Regions from separate parts of the Mus musculus genome. Here region 2 is linked to region 1. The links are chromatin loops, found by intact Hi-C in ENCODE. Cell type or tissue: gastrocnemius. All regions are shown on one strand. Links, peaks and the distances in the headings refer to the core of each region. The heading gives the core; the rest is flanking DNA. Region 1 overlaps Ppp2r5e (protein phosphatase 2, regulatory subunit B', epsilon). Region 2 overlaps Ppp2r5e (protein phosphatase 2, regulatory subunit B', epsilon).

Region 1 (4,389 bases), core at 223-4,222:
TAATAGAGTGCCCTTTCTGCCACCTTGAGGAAAGAAACAGAACAATTATAATACAAGTTATAATCTTTTCAAACAAAAGTATTTTAAAAGGCTATTTTTAAAATCATTCAATCAAAAGTATGATTAAATATTAATAACTCTTTACATTTTGTAAGATTTATGATCTTCCAAGAAGTTGCCAGGTGGTTCATCAGTTTGGGGAGGAAAAGTTTTCTTGGTTTTTGGGGCTTTTCCCTATCTGTTAATTTATCCTCTCTTTAGGTCTATCTACACATCTCCTCTATTTCCACACTCTTCCTTACACACACTGTCATGAGCTCAGCTTTCAGAGCTGCTAGTCCGCTTGTCTTGTTACACTTTGGGTCTTAAATGTCCCCAAAGGCTTATGTTTAAATGCTTTGTCTACAACCTGTGATGCTACTTGGAAAGCTGTGGGGTCTAGCTGGAGGAGGATGTCATTTACTTATTGGTTTAGATTCTGTCCTCTGTCCACAATACTCTAACTTCATCTGCTGGGCCTAAAAGTTTCTCACCTTGGACTTGATGAACTCAAATGGCTTTTTTTATTTATGTAAATTGAAAGATCATGATTTAGAACGAAAAGAAACAAGATTTCACACCCTGACAGACTGAGAAATTAGAGCCTTTCCATCTCCATCACTTGGCAGGTTCAAAACACTGCTGACTTACTGGTCCCTGAACGCTTAGAAACAGCCTTCAAGGAACGCTAGCACACAGAAGCCATGTGCTGTGCACACTCACATGTCACTGCTCTTAAACCTTGTAAGTGGTGTCATTATTCCAGCTTTATAGATGAGACTTGAAGAGCTAGGTGTAAGTCATTGGCTCAAGGTCACATGGCTAGCAAGTGGCACATACAGTAGCCTTCTCTTAACTCTTCCCTGCTGTCCCTTAAGATCGGATAACTGGTGGGAATGAAGCACCTGCAGTTGTTTGATGTAAACTGTGATGGGGGCTACAGAGCAGAACGAACAACCTGTACATACATACACAGGAGCTACTTAAGATCATGGCGAACAGTCACATGCATGACTGCAGACTCCTGGCCTCCAGGACTGTGGGGAAGTCAATCTCTGCTGTTAAAGCTACTTGGTCTGGAGCATTTGTCATAGCAACCTGAGCCTACCATACACTCTTTCCTACCTCCTTCTTCTTTGTTAACAAAAAAACCCAAGGCCCTGCAAGTGCTACGCAATGCTCATCTACGGAACGTCATTCTCAGTATGACAAATTACCTTCCTTCCTGAGCACTGAGTATCCAGTAAGTTTCTCTGCCTTGTTCTTTGTGAAAGACCCTTGGCCTCCACTATACCAAAGAGTCAAATGAAACCAGAAAACTAAACAGTCCATATGTTTTGAACATTACAGACTTAGTGTCGTGTGCACTGCTCTGAACTTTTCTATTTGTGTCTAGTCTGTACACCTCACAGAACTGTCCCTCCTTTTGTTCTGTGTGGCCTAAGCACTAGCTTAATACACTAGTATGTCTTTAGATTTAAAAACAGGAATAGTCAAGGCCTCAATCTGCCAGCTTAAAGGATAGTTCACCATCAAATTTCAAGTGTGCTTTTGTGCTGTTGAACAGGGTCTTCAAACGAGGGGCAGTATGATGAGCCTGCTAGATTTGTAAGATGGACTTTTGGTAAGACAGCCACCACGTAAGTTAAAGCACTATGTTCAACTCTGGTCCCGTTCTCTCCTGTATTGGTTTCAAAGCACTGCAGCCAGGACCTCCTTGAAAACACCAAGTGCACCTTCCCTGTGTTCTCACCAAACAGCCACAAGGAGGCAGAGCAGGCTGTGGGAAGGTCATGGGCTTTAAGCCTTTTTTACAATAAGCCACCTTAAAAATAAAAACCCATTGACATTCCCACTTGGGATCTTGTCCGGAGGACAGCACCCAGCTTCTCTTCCCTCCTCCTAAGGATTACTGATTACTCCTTCTCATACAGTGAAGAAACCCCAGCAGCCCACGTCATCTAATTTAGCCAAGTTCAGTTATTTTACAGCTTCCAGCTTTGGTATTCACATCCTGTCTTCTTGCAGGGTATTATGGGAACTGAAGTTAAAAGACAGAGCCTGTTAGAGGCAGATGCTCAGCATCCGGTAACAATTTGTTAACAAGCAGCAGGGGCTGGAGAGATGGCTGAGTCCCTATGAGAGTACTGACTGCCTTCTGCAGAGGAGCCAGGCTCGGTACCCTGCCTGCACCCGCACCAGCCAGCTCACAGCCACCTCTAAGTCCAGCAGCAGGGGAGCTGAGGTGCCGCTGGCCTCTGTGGGCATTGCACTCCAACAGACACAGAATTAAAAATAAAAATAAATAAATAATATTTTTAAAGTAGCTAGTGTCCATGATCGGTTTTTTTCCCAACACAAATGAAGTTTAGCCTAATGAGTTCACATGGCACACATCACTCTGACTCGTGTTCTCTTTCCTACTAACCTGAAAATGGGGGCTAGAAACACACTTGGCAATTTGTTTAAACAAAGGTTCTTGGATTTTAACAAATTGTGACGGTTCAATCACATCCAAGATTTCTTCCAGCTCCCCGAGGAACATGACCTATAAATAAGAACAAAGCACAAAACATGAGATCAACCACGAAAATCCCCACATGCTCAGCTTACTCAGTATCTTAAGGAAAGGGTGCACACAAAGCAACAGAACAAAAGCAAGGGCCCAGACATCAGTCTAGTTGTCTTAGCCTGGGATGGCGGCTCAGCGGGTAAGAGTGCTTGCTATGAAAGCATGAAGACCTGAGTTCAAATCCCCAGCATCCACATAAAAAGACAGAGCAGGCCATAGACATGCCTGCAACCCCAAGTGTTATGGGGTGTTGAGACAGGAGCATCTCCAGGGTTTCCTGGCTGCCAGCCTAGCTCCAAATTCTATGGCAAGTCACTGTGTTAAGAGTTCTTCTCAGGCCTCCGTGTGCGTACCCTACCTACTGCCATATACACAAAGAACATACCCGTTTCTCAAAGAACTCAGGACAGGGTCTTCTGTTAAAGCAAATTACTGGCCTCTCCGTCTTCAGGCCTTTGGAACTCTGCCCACTGCTAGCAACCAAGATATTTAACACCCTACCCATCCCCAGTTTTTAAAATAATGGCTGACACTCCTGAACAAATGTGCATTAGTCCACAGCACCACAACAGAACACACAGTCACTCAACAGGCAGCTGCATCCCACTAGCAAACAAATTCATGTTATGGAGGCACAGTAACCGCATCAGCACACACTGACCTGTCTCCTATGCTTATACGAGCACTCGTGCACACACTCTCCCTCTCCCTCTCCCCTCTCTCTATAGCACAGTGAATCTCATGGCCTCGGGGCTGTATGCAAAAGAAAGCTTGAAGATCACACAATGGAGCAAGATAAACAGATTTAGACAGTTGTATAAATAGAATGAAAAATAATAAATAAAGACTATTTACTCACTAAAAATAACGTTAGGCAAGCTAAACGAGCAATTAAAATATGAAGGAAGACACTTCTTTTGTGTCTCAAGGTACAAAGAACAGCAGATTCCCTTAAACTCCTATTGTTAAGGAACGAGGTAATTTGCTGACGCTGTATGGACTGAGGTTAGAATCACTGATGTGAGGAAGGGGCTCTTCCTATACCCCATCCTTCATTAAGACACATACATCCTCTTGTGACATAAAGATAACAGGTGGCCTCTGTTTCCAGGCTAAGAGAGGGCTTCAGATCTGGGGTGGTGACAGTTAGGATCCATTCAAGCTCCTGCTTGGGGACTCCCTACAAACACACATGCCTTGGTGACTGTATGTGCCTCATTTCCGGGAATGTCAAGCTAATGGTCTGGTGTATATTGTGAGACTATACACTGTAAGCCCTCACCCATAGTATAGTTTAACATGGGGACTGGAGCAGAATGCTCAGGGATCTATCTACAGAGTCACTACAAAGTGGCCTCAGTGGAGCTAGCTGGACACACGGTGGGGATTGGCCAGGGTTCAGAGTTCAGGAGGCAGGCTCTAGTCTATTGGCATGCTCTCACTCAGTGTGCCTGGATGTGCTACTCAACTCGAAGCCTCAGTTTAGCGCTAGTAAGACCGAGAACTACAAAGCCAAGTTTAGATGAGGCGTCCCCTCATGCGTGCTTAGCCTCACAGGGCTTGGCAAAGCACTCCTTTACCACTGGCACTCTCCAAGGTTAAGTACTTACCTCTTTTTGACTGCATGTTTTAGGCCAAAATTTCATTAGCCCCCTAATAACCTAAAAGGAAAAGGAAAAAAAAAATTGAGGCATTTAATGTTTGACATTTTAATGAAGATGGTTTTTGCTTAATTTTTTTTCACATTATAGAAAGGGAAAAAAAAAAAGCTTACTGGT
Region 2 (4,389 bases), core at 192-4,191, 110 kb after region 1:
TAGATTGCATCACAATCCTTATCAAGGATCTTTTTGTGCCTGCTGTGCCCAAAGCACCAAATCTCCTGCTAACCAGAACATGCCACAATCATAAGCCTGTGAAGACGGCCATCCATTTCCAAATCCCAAAATGACCTAAGGTAAACTATTGAGTTAAAGCAGTATTATAATGGGTTAGTTTCTAAAAGAGCTCACTCATTATCACCAAAGAGAAATCAACAGCTGTGAAAGACCCCACTTTCTCTTTAAAAACAAAGAACAGAGGAAAAGGAAACCTAGCTATTTAATGGCTGGGAGAAAACTGCCTTTTTGGAACCAAAACAGGAATTGTTGGATCATTGAATGAAAGTAGCCATCCCAAAGTTCAGAGACCAGTTTATCTGACTTGTGAAAGTGGGTATCCAGGAAAAAAGAAAATCCCTGGAGCCAGATGCTGACCAGCACCGATTCTACAGGTACACTCTCTGAAGAATGGCCCTTCAGGGTCCGTTCACATACACACACTGTCACCTCCTGGTGCAGAGGACAAGGATAGACTGAAGCTTATGAAATTAAGCTCCCAGAAACTAAAGAACTTTGAAAATGAATTTCCTAGTTAAAGAAAATCTCCCTAAATGCTGTACAATCTTTTAAAAATATAAGCAAATAAATGTGTCTCTGTTGCCCAAAAATATGGAAAACTTACACCTATCCATGGTGGCTATGCGTAGAGAGATGAGGCAGTATTGTGTTCATGACCAATCTGGCCTACAGAGTGGCAAATTCCAAGCTAGTCTGGGATAGAGCAGAGCCCTTCCCAAAATGTGGACGAGGGGACGAGACAGTGACTCCGTGGTTAAAGCACTGACTGCTCTTCCAAAGAACCTGGGCTCAGTCCTCAGCACATACAGCTCTGTAACTTCAGCTCCAGTAGAGTGACACACCCTTATGATTTCTTCAGGTTCTTCATGCTTATTTTGTACCAGACATACATGCAAACAAATACCCAGACACATAAAATGAAAAATAAATAAATCTCAAAGAAAAAAATTAAGCAAACAAAAAATTTGAAACTCCATCAAATCCTTCTACCTAGTCTTATAAAAACAAAGGAATGATCAACTTAAAACTCTTTCTATATATTAAAAAGTGTAATGATTATGCATCAGCAGAAGGCAGAAGAAAGGATTCCTATAATCACAAACTCAAACTTTTCCTTTTTAATTGAACCTGTTTAAATCAAAAATTAAAGCAGTTTTTAAATTTTTCTGAGCTGGGATTAAAAGCACTGGCTATTCTTGCAAAGGACCTGGGTTCAATTCCCAGCACCTAGATGGCAGTTCACAAACCATCTGCAACTGTACTTCTAAGAGATCCAGTGTTTTCTTCTGACCTCTGTGGACACCAGGGACACATGTGGGCATATACAGATCTGTAGACAAACGCTTACTCATAAAAGAGTGGAACCTTTTAGATTCTCAACTTTCATGGTACAACTGAGAGGCCAGAATAGGAAAAGGGACGCCAAGCTTCATGGTGGCACTCGTCTTTAACCCTAGCAAGAGACAGGAGCAGGTGGATCTCCATGACTTCTAGGCTGCCCTGGTCTACATAGCCCAAGAGACCACATGAAGCCCATGCCTTACAGGCCTGGGTCCTAATCCCTGTTTTCCTCTAGCACATTTCAAGGAAAGCAGCTGAAAGGTTCCAGGTTAGTCCCAGTAGCAATTCTGTGCAACAGCAAATCTGTGCCCAGCTTAAACCACAAATGTGACAGGAAATGGAATTGGATTTATTGCCAAGGCTGCTATGAGGTTACTTAAGGCTTGTATCCTGTATCTGCTCCTCAAGGAAATCAAATAAATGTTAGCTAGTAAAGACCCCACAAATCTTGATATATACACATTGCCACACTTATTCATTCAATAAGTGCTTATCCCACATCTCCCACATGTCAGCCTCAGACACAGCTGAAGAGATGGATAACAACACCAGAAAAGGAAACTCAGACCCAGGACCTTACGCTGTGCTTGACAACCTTTAAGAATCAGAGGCCTTTCAGAGACTGCACTCTGCCAAAATATCACCTCTCAGCTACCCAGCATAGATCATAATGGTAAGTCTTTTAAGTGACACTCAAGCTTATGGCACCCCCCCCCAGAGGGCGCTGTGAAGCACTACAGGCATAAACATGAACAAAGAGATACTGCAGTAGTCAGCACTGATGCACTCAGAGGAGGAGCTGCTCTTCTGCCTTAGCAAGGACGGAGTGGGGATCTTTCCCAGATACCAAGAATACACTGACAAGAGTGGCCTTGACCCTGACCCCGAGGACAGAATCATGACAACTGTCCATTACCAAGCACCTGCTGGCTGTCAGTTCTGCTGAAGGCAGGTCACTCTGCACACACATCCCCCTTACATGAGTCCTGCAAGGTGGCTGCTCCACCACTTCACAGGTGGGCACTCAGGCTCTGTGGTTATTTGTCCAGAAGAAAGGGCAAAATGAACAAAAGTGAATGCCTTTTCTCAGCTTGGCAGGAACTGAAGGCAGGTCAAGGACAAGTTTATTTTATAATTCTCATTACAAGCAGACATTGTAATAACTGCAACTTCTCAGAGGGAAGAAAAAACATCTATGTACATTCAACTAGATGCAGGTTTCAACACTAATCAAAATTACAATGTGCTCAAATCCTCTTTCTCATAAAAATAGCTCTAAGTAAAAATTCACAGATGATGAGAAAGTTTAAAATACATATTCTAGGCCACCTGCTACAAAGATACTTTTGCACAACTTCTAAAAACTTTTTAAAAATCTGCTTCAATGTTCCTACTTAACATAAACTGTTAGGATAATAGCTATTTCCTTTCTATCCAGGTAGCACCCACTAACCACTTAACTATAATTGGCAACCACCAACAGTGCCCCCTGACATTTCACAATGATGATAACCAGTGTCATGACACACATCTAATTCCCTAGTCTCCACCCACTCCAACTTGCCAGGCCAGCTGGAGAAGGCAGGTGAACACGTTTTAACATCTGGTGTAACAGCGAACTCACACTTGGCTAGACGACTCCTTAGGTTCAGTCATGTACTCATTTTGACAGCTTCCAAATGTTACCCAAAAATTCTTTTTAACTGCTTTGTAAAGCACACTAAGCAAATGTTATATAGTGAATTATCATTTTACTGGATGTAATCAATAAGACTAAATAGATTTTAAAAAGCAAACGCCCACATTTCTGAACACAGCACACAAAAAGACACTATTCACAAACCCCAACTGAAAACCAAGTCATAAGATCAGGTCAGAAATAGCATCTATAAATAAATAGCAACAAAAACAATAACAGCTAATATTTATATATAATGCATATTATATATAAATACAATATTTACATATAACGTTCACCAGTATTCCTAGTGTGAACTATACTAACTCACAACAGTCCTCACAACTGACCATACTCTGGGGGAAAGTTATTAACCACTAATCTTCTCCAAATGAATCAGACAAAACCTCATGACTACCCGACCACAAGAGACAGATAACTACTCAGTATCGTCACATTTATGGACAAAAAGTAATATCAAATACTCTCTCGTGGAGAAATTACATTCTGGGGGCGGGGGGGGGGGAGCATATAAGCAACCTTGCAAGAAAGAGGGAGGGAGGGAGGGAGGGAGGGAGGGAGGGAGGGGATATACATTAGCATAAATGAAAAAGAATAATCATTAACTAAAATTCTTAAGACATATGTCATCCAAATTCAGAAACATACAGAGCTCAGTAGGTAACCCTCTCACTGTGAAAGCCCAATGACCTAACTTAATCCCTGGAAACAAGATAAAAGGCCACTCTCAGCACTTCTACACAAGATGGAAGGCAAAGGCAGATCTGCCTACAGACCTGCTAGTGTAGAATCCACACGAGTGGATACAGTCAACAACCTCAAACACCCTGCTTCAACAATGTGGAAGAAGAGAAGAGATTCTCAAAGCATTGTCTGCTGATATCCACATGAACACCATGATAACCACACACCCACACTCACTCACATGCTTGCTTTATGTATGACATGTAAAGTAAAGGAAATTTTAAAGATTACTTTAATAAATGAATTAATTGATTGAAAAATAGATAATTATCAAGTATAGAGTCACACTCCCAGGTATGCTGTCTGACTAAAATCATTCTGAAATATGCTAATAATTTAGGCCCAAAAGTGGTCATTTAGACACTGGCTGTCAAGAGCTCCAAAAGCTCTATGGTCCTTTTATTTACCTGACTAGACTCTTCTAAAGGTTAGAGCCTGAAATGATTTCAGACGATCTCTTTTCCTTGGGTAAAGTGTCAAAAATCCAGTTCCCTTTCCACCAGGAAAGCACTCAAATACAGACT

What was found. A loop is a pair of places that touch in the nucleus more often than their neighbours do. Peaks named below come from ENCODE experiments on the same cell type or tissue, not always from the same donor. Only the 100,000 strongest peaks of a DNase experiment are listed, where the experiment ranks them.
Region 2: a loop joins it to region 1, with 2.3 times the contacts of the local background. A loop is called at or near these places in 2 of 42 quality-filtered maps.

What each region holds. Positions count from the first base shown.
Region 1 is chr12:75,462,407-75,466,795 of GRCm38, forward strand. It overlaps Ppp2r5e (protein phosphatase 2, regulatory subunit B', epsilon), which reads right to left. Exons shown (of 14, transcript NM_012024.3): 9 at 4,386-4,389; 10 at 4,222-4,272; 11 at 2,468-2,587; 12 at 1-23. Among named protein-coding and RNA genes, the nearest start is that of Gphb5, 48 kb to the left of the region's middle. In gastrocnemius, for the core only: a CTCF peak has its summit at 1,805 (motif pointing right); DNase peaks (open chromatin) are centred at 1,855 and 2,171.
Region 2 is chr12:75,570,306-75,574,694 of GRCm38, forward strand. All of the region lies in intron 2 of Ppp2r5e (protein phosphatase 2, regulatory subunit B', epsilon), which reads right to left. Among named protein-coding and RNA genes, the nearest start is that of Ppp2r5e, 24 kb to the right of the region's middle. In gastrocnemius, for the core only: a CTCF peak has its summit at 2,143 (motif pointing right); a DNase peak (open chromatin) is centred at 2,151; H3K27ac peaks cover 1,334 bases.